Linked DNA regions of Homo sapiens: all the other regions are linked to region 1. Evidence: read pairs that join two places in POLR2A ChIA-PET (ENCODE). Cell type or tissue: PC-9. All regions are shown on one strand.

What was found. Peaks named below come from ENCODE experiments on the same cell type or tissue, not always from the same donor. Only the 100,000 strongest peaks of a DNase experiment are listed, where the experiment ranks them.
Region 2: POLR2A ChIA-PET joins it to region 1 with 5 read pairs; 10 of 35 experiments call an interaction of 5 or more read pairs at or near these places.
Region 3: POLR2A ChIA-PET joins it to region 1 with 5 read pairs; 7 of 35 experiments call an interaction of 5 or more read pairs at or near these places.

What each region holds. Positions count from the first base shown.
Region 1 is chr17:17,839,227-17,841,726 of GRCh38, forward strand. No RefSeq gene overlaps it. Among named protein-coding and RNA genes, the nearest start is that of SREBF1, 3.5 kb to the left of the region's middle. RefSeq lists silencers at 761-1,190, 1,571-1,640 and an enhancer at 983-1,502. In PC-9, no CTCF peak of the experiment used is centred here; DNase peaks (open chromatin) are centred at 205, 1,215, 1,895 and 2,005; H3K4me3 peaks cover 2,411 bases; H3K27ac peaks cover 2,500 bases.
Region 2 is chr17:18,024,746-18,027,245 of GRCh38, forward strand. ATPAF2 (ATP synthase mitochondrial F1 complex assembly factor 2) reads right to left here. Exons shown (of 8, transcript NM_145691.4): 4 at 1,574-1,671. Among named protein-coding and RNA genes, the nearest start is that of ATPAF2, 13 kb to the right of the region's middle. In PC-9, no CTCF peak of the experiment used is centred here; a DNase peak (open chromatin) is centred at 1,076; H3K27ac peaks cover 1,704 bases.
Region 3 is chr17:17,719,141-17,721,640 of GRCh38, forward strand. All of the region lies in intron 1 of RAI1 (retinoic acid induced 1), which reads left to right. It overlaps LOC124903943 (a long non-coding RNA gene), which reads right to left. Exons shown (of 2, transcript XR_007065650.1): 1 at 1,982-2,500; 2 at 1-1,949. Among named protein-coding and RNA genes, the nearest start is that of RAI1, 39 kb to the left of the region's middle. In PC-9, no CTCF peak of the experiment used is centred here; DNase peaks (open chromatin) are centred at 1,220 and 2,181; H3K27ac peaks cover 1,316 bases.

The DNA of each region.
Region 1 (2,500 bases):
CCCTCAGCCTCCCGAGTAGATGGGATTACAGTCATGCACTACCACGCCCGGCTAATTTTTGTATTTTTAGTAGAGATGGGGTTTTGTCATGTTGGTCAGACTGGTTTCGAACTCCTAGCCTCCAGTAATCTACCCACTTCGGCTTCCCAAAGTGCTCGGATTACAGACGTGAGCTACTGCACCCAACCCGCCTCACCGTTTTTAAATGGGTTACCACATATGTAAATAGAATAGCTCAATAAATATTCACTCCATAACTGCAGGAGTTAGGGGAAAGGGAAAGAAGGTAAGACAAGGTCAACAGAAGACCTGCACCCCAGAAAATCCAACCCCCATGGGGCACAGTCCAACGTGGGGGTGGGAAGAATTTACATCTTTGCCACCAAAGAAACAAATCTTTGCCCCACAGCCTGGGATTACCAGGGCAACCCTCAACGTGAGGGTAGGGGAAAACAGAAGAGGGGATCCATTTTTCAGGGGGAACATGCTTGTCTTGGCAGTTTCTCTCCTCAAAGATCCTGAGACCTCCAAACAAGACCCTCGGGCCCCGGTTGGCTGGGGAGCGTTGAGCACGCCCAAGGAACGTGGACACAAGCCCCTCTGTAATGGTGTGCCTATCAGGGGTCAGGGATCCAGCCTGGTCCACGGTGACCCCGGCGGGCAGGTTCGGCACAGTTTACTTGCTGAGCGCTTACAGAGTGTTCAGTGCGGTTTAAACCCATTCACTCCTCTCGACAGCCTCAGGCGGTTGAGGCTGTTACCATCCCATTTTACAGATGAGTAAATTGAGGCACGTGGAGCGGGACGGTGAAGCGACTTGCTCAGGACCTCACAGCACTGCTGCCCCTGGTTTTGTCTGGACTGGAGGTAGCCGGAGAGCCGGGGCGGCTCCGCACGCGCGCGGGCCAGGGCAGCGGCTGGAGACCCAGGGGAGCCGGGGCGCAGAGCCAGACCAGCCCCGCCCCCGCGGGCCCGGCGCAGCCAATGGGCGCCCGGCCCGGAGTGGGGTGACGCGGCGTCAGCGCGTAACTCCCGGGAGCCCAGCCCTGGGTCACATGCGCCGCGCCCGCTCTACCCGGGAGGTAGGGAGGGGCGGCGGGGACAGGCTGGGCTCAGCCCCCAGTCCAGACACCTGGCCAGGAATGCCGCCAGGTGCGCGTCCCGGGCACCGGAAGGGCTAACACGGGACAGCCCCACCCGGGACTGCGTGGCGCGCCCAGAGCGGAGGATTCCTTCCAGGTCACCCAGCCCGGCCCCTGCCCGACCTCGGCGTTGCCAACTGGGAGATAGGAATTCGCATCTCCCCGCTTCCTCTCCAAGCCTCTTAGAGACTGAGAGGCAGCTTCTGTGGGTTTCGAGCCTTTTCGGGCAGGCGTCCAGCACGGGCAGGGCCTCTTCCAGGACGCTTGTCCTGTCCAGCCATGCCCTCGGTGCCCGGAGCTCAGCCGTGGATGGCAGGGCAGGCACTGGGCAGGAAAACTGGGTTGTCCACTCTAGCCATTGCCTAGGCTACTGAAACCCCTCCCCACTCCCAGAGCCCCCCTGCCCCCCTGCCCCCCTGCCTGGCCCTGCATATCCTTCACTGCTGTGGGAGCCAAGCTGGGACCTGCCCAGGTTATGGCAGAGGGGCCAGGCTGTGGGAAGAGACTGCTCAGAGCCTGAGTCTCCCCTCCCCCACTTCTCCATCTGTATATAATGGGGTCAGATGACTGTTGACATGGGTGATTCTGGTCCTAGATGACGCTCGTGGTCTCATTCCAGCTTGGGCTCTGTGGTGAGCTGGGCGAGTTCTTTCCAGCCCTCTCTGAGCCTCCATGGCCAGCTTTGCCCCTGGAGGCTCACACCCATGTGGGCACCTGCAGGCTTATCATGAGTCACTGAACACACCCTCTACCAAAGAGCTACTTGAACCCCAAAGATTGCTGCACAGTGAGGGGTGTAGCTCACAAAGGCTGAGGAAGACTGATACCTGTTCCCTGGGGGGTAACTGGCTGTTTGAGGAGAGGCCAATTGCATATTGAATGGGGTGAGTCTAGCCGGCAACAGGGAGAGTGAGGAAATCAATGTAATAAGGCCCCTGTGGGCATTGGGTTTACCACCCACTACACCAGTTTACCGATCAGGAGAGTAAAGAACAGAGTGAGACAGTGACTTACCCAACACCTACAGTTAAGCCTGCAACCCTAGGGAGGAATGGGGTGGACAGGAAATGGCACCAGACAATGGAGTCCACTCAATTTCCGGAAGCATCCTACTTACTCCCTAGTGCTGAGAGTAGAGATTTTGCGTCCTGGAATGTTGAGGGCCTGGGCTTGGAGGCCCTGGACAGACTCCTCTGAGGTCTGCCCCAAAAGCTCTGACAGGGACTCCTGTAAAATAAACTGATGGCATTTCTGGGTGGGTCATGCAGACCTGTCCAAGGCCTCAGGTTCTGCCCTCCCGCTGCCCCCAGGACCCAAAGGAGACCTTTTTCTTGGAAAAACCACAGGCTCCCACAATG
Region 2 (2,500 bases), 190 kb after region 1:
AATTCCTTCATTCAGTGATAGAAAAGGAAAAACACAAAGGACAACAGCAAAAACTTCACCACCACCATCCCAGCCCCACAAGTCTTTTCCCCTAAAGCAGTGGTTCTCAAAGTGTGGCCCTGGCACCAGCATCGCCTGGGAACTTGTTAGAAATACACATTCTCAGGTTGCATGCCTACAGAAATCAGAACCTCTGGAGGGGGGCCCAGCAATCTGTTTTAACAAGCCCTCTAGGGGATTCTAGTGTAAGCTTGAGTTTGAGAACCACTACCCTAAATGCCCCCAAATATTTGACAGGTCCAAGCTTGCCACACTGTTACTGCCATCCTAAAGCAGATCCAATCTACTAACTGCAACCCTGGGTCCACACCCGCTTGACCCAGATGCTGAATGGGAATGCTGTGCCAGATGCTCAGTCTTTGCATCTCTACCCTCACCCCCTCCAAGAGACTGTGCCCCTGGTCACAGACCAAATAGCCTGTTTATACCTCATAAGTCCACCCACCTCCTGGCTACAGATGCAGCTGCTGGCACAGATGCCAGACCTGATGGGACCAAGCTAGAGGTCAGGCTGTGCCATTTGTTTGACCAAGAGACACAGACATGAGCCAGTTGAGAGGAGCTGAGCTGCAGGGCCTCATGGGATGGGAATCCAAGTGGGCACTATGGAAATCCACTGTCTTGTGTAAGCAAAGTGGGGAAGAGAGGTCATGAGTTATGCAGGAAAAGCTGGGGTGCTGGGAGGGGCAGATGGACAACCAGCCTTTCCTCCCTCACCTTCCTCTCACCCTAGTAGGGCACAGGGAGGAGCTCTGACATTGGATCTTCCAGCTACCTTTCCTGGTGACCCAACTGTCCTTCATTTCCTGTCAGGATCCCTGTATAGTTTTCAAGAATCCCCTTTTTGTCTGAGCTAGGTTGAATGGGTTTCTGCTCCCTGCAATCAAGTGAACCCTAATATAAATGGAGTGGGCGTTCCCACTAGCTATGGGTCACCCCCTTCGAAAGCACGCCTCCAGCCATCAGTGCTGACTTCCTGTGTCATCGTGAGATGACTCAGGATCCTAGAGCACTTGGGCTAGCAGGCACGGTGCTGCTCAATCATTTCCATTGTTTCTCAACTTTCCTTTGGCATCACTGAACAATTAGCCAAGAAACATAGACACAGAGGAGAATTCAGAACTGGAGAAGGACACTCCTAGTTATCAGCATCCATAGTGCCAAGGATGCTTTACCTGAGAAAGTGTCGGTGGGCAGAAGTTTAAGGTCACAGGCCCCCCTAGGCCTAAGGGGCCTGTGGTCACGGCACCTGCAAGAGCTGCATAACCACCCTCCCAGCCTAAGGAGCAGCTTCTGGGCTAGAGAAGAGGGGTGGCCATGTTCTGACACCATTGTAGCCCGAGGAGTCCTCCTCCTAAGGGGCTACAGAGCAGCCAAGTGCCAAAGTCAAGTGGGCCACCTTCCTTGTCCTTGCAATAAATGGAGAGGGTTTCTTCTTCCACTGATAACCATCTGGGCAAATCAGGAAAAATAGCCTCAATCCAAGGGGAATGCCCATCTAAATGTCCATTACCAGATGGTGTCGGTGTCCAGAAACTTCACGGCTGCCCGGATCAGCTGATCCTTGTTTCTCTGGGTTGGGTTGTCCAATGATGTGTTGCACAATGTGGTCTGAATCAAAGGCAAAAACCACCCTGTCACTGCCTGCGGGGCTCAGGCAAAAGCCCTGCTTTCCTGAGGACACCACATCTGACACATAGCAGACAGCACCACAGCACAGCCCTCCACCAGAGGCGTCTGCATTACCGGAGCAGCAGCACAGCTACTGAGAGTGTGCCACAACCAGGCTCCATGCCAAATGCTTTGTGTTGACGCTCACAGGACTCGAGGGAAGCTTGCAGCAGCCCCAGGATTAGTGAACCTCCCCCATGGTCACATGCCTTTTATTACCAGGCTCTAGTGTATTTAATTTAATCCTCACAACAACCTTTTGGAGTAGGTACTATTATTATGTCCATCTGGGATGTGAAAACTGAGGCCCAGACAGGTTAAGTACATTGTCAAATACAGTTAATAAGACATGTATTAGTGATGGAGCTCAAATCTGACTGGAAACCTTTACCAGCTGCCTCCCTTACACCTTAGAAAGTAGGGAAATAGCCCATGCAAATCGGGATCAAGATTATTTTTTTCGGCCAAGTGTGGTGGCTCACGCCTGTAATCTCAGCACTTTGGGAGGCTGAGGTGGGCAGATCACCTGAGGTCAGGAGTTCAAGACCAGCCTGGCCAACATGGTAAAACCCCATCTCTACTAAAAATACAAAAATTAGCCTGGCATGGTGGTGGACGTCTGTAATCCCAGCTGCTTGGGAGGCTGAGACGGGAGAATCGCTTGAACCCAGGAGGCAGAGGTTGCAGTGAGCCGAGATTATGCCATTGCACTGCAGCCTGGGCAACAGAGTTAGACTGTTTAAAAAAAAAAAAAAGATCTTTTTTTTTC
Region 3 (2,500 bases), 120 kb before region 1:
GCCCCACATCTGCCCTCTTCACAGGGAGAAACTCTGACCACCCAAGGGAAAGCGTGTCCCATCCCTGCTCAAAACACTGCAGAAATGCCTCATCTCGTTCAGTCTAAGAGCCAAAGTCCCTACAATGGTGTGTGTGCAAGCCCCTGTAGGTGTGGCCCCCCGTCCTCTCTGCCCACATCTCTTTCTGCTCACTCCCCTCAAGCCACACTAACCTCTTGGCCATTCCTCAAAAATCCCAGCCTGGCTGCTGCCTCAGGGTCTTTGCACTTGTTCTTCCTTCTGCCTGCACAGCTTTGCCCCCAGACAGCTGCATGCCTCACTACCTTTGTCTGTCAAGTGTGTTCTCAAATGCTCTTAAGTATGAGCTCTGACCACTCAGTGTAGAAAAACAGCCCCTGCAGATGCTCCCAGCCCGCTTCCTTGGCTTTATTTATTTTTCCATAGCACGCTTCACCTAAGGTAACATACTACATCATTTACTTATTCATTCTGTTTCTTGTCTGTCAAGACTAGAATGAAAGCTTTGTCTCATTCCTTGCTCTGAATCCTCAACACATAGAATGGAGCCTGGCATCTAGTAGGTGCTCAGTAAATATGTACCAAGCCAATGGATGCATACTTTTGCCACCTTCAAGTTACGTGACTGGGAGCAAGTGCATTTCCTGGACCTCAGTGATCCAGTCTCTCAAATGAGGCTGACTGATGGGGCGGGGGGAGATACATAGAGATTTGAAGTTGCTGCCCCACTACTCAATAAACATGTGGAATAGATGTTAAAACCTGGCCCACATCTGACCTCAGGCCTGCAGGCTTCCAGCGTGAGGCTTACCAGACCAGGGCTGAGCTTGAATGCGACTTCTGGGTCTTAGTGTACCAGCCTGGCCTGATGGGCCTCCCCGTCCCTTGTTTCCACCTGGGTGTCCCTGGTGGCCTGTCAGTGAGCCTTGTCCTTGGCTGGCTCCACTGCCTGCATTCCCTAGGACCCTGCTTAGAGTCCCCAGCCCTCTACCCACCCTGCCTCTCTGGTCAACAGCTCCTGTTTACTATTTAGCTCTGGAATGGCATCTGGACACACACTTGCATGAAAGCAGCTATTGAGATAGTGCTTGGCAAACAAAAGGGCTGACATGTCCAGACCTAGGTTCTCCAGAACACAGCCTCACCTCACCAGGAAGGACTGGGCCCTTTAAAACCTGTGAGCACCCCTACCATCCCAGCGAGGAGGGAGGATCCTAATTCCCCTGGGGCAGACTCTTGGTGAAAGGTGAAATCAGAACCTAGGGAGCAGGAAGCCTGCCAGCCAGGCAGCCTCCTCTGCTGGTGTTCCAGCAACATTTGTGGGTGCTGGGTGCTGGTTGCTGGCACCATGATCCCATGGAATCCTGCCAGTAGGGTCTGATGGAGTAAGCAAGGCTTTGGGGTCCATGCACACTTAGGTTTGAATTGTGAGGTTGCCACTCCATTCTGCTGCACTGCCACACGCCATGCACTGTGCTTGGTGGAGGTGAGCAAAGAATCTTGAAATTGAGAGTCGGATGGGATCCGATTGTGTTGCTGTGGTCTTGGCAAGTTCTTTGCAGGCTCTCAGCCTGGGTTTCTCCTCTAGGGGATGGTCAGATCCTGACCTTGGGGTACTGTCTTGTGACTCTCCATGATACCACTTGTGGAAGGGCCCTGGCCAGGTCAGGGTTTCCATCACCCTCTGGCAGATGTGAATGGCAGCCCTGCTGAATCAAGATCCCTCCGTACCACTGCCCCAGGAGCTCCAGGGAGTCCCCAGGGAGCCAGGGAACAAGAGAGGCCCCTGGAACAAATGACAGGCTCTGCCCTTTTTTGAGATAAGCCACCCACCACCATCCCATCCCTCTACACCCATCCCCAGAATCTGGAATCTGTGAAGGGTACTCACTGAGCGACCTGGAATCTGTGAAGGGTACTCACTGAGCGACCTGGAATCTGTGAAGGGTACTCACTGAGCGACCTCAGGTGAGTCTTCCGACATGTCCTGGCCCTGATGTTCTCCATGCTCCACCCCACCCCCATTTTATCCAGGGGAACTGTTGGCTCAAAGAAGAGAAAACTTGGGCTTGGTCAGGCTTATGGGAGGAGGGCTTGGTTTAACTTCATTGTTCCATGCATTCACTCACTCATTCATTGAACAAGTGCTTATGGAATGTATACCAGGAACCATTCCAAATACGGAAGATACACCAAGGAACAAACAGACAAAAATACCTACCAGATACCTAAATATGTAAATTACATGGTATATTAGAAGGTAGGGAACAGCATTCCAGGCAGATGGATCAACAAGTGCAAAGGTCCTAAGGTGAGAGTGTGCCTGCTGAATTCAGGAACTGCAAGGGGCAATGTGAGTGGGGCAACAGGCTGGGACTGAGGGCAGGAGTTGGTGGGGACCTGATTGTGTGGGCTGTCATCAACCACCTGGGGGACTTTCTCCTCCTCATCACTCAGAAACTGAGGAGGGGAGGGAAGACAT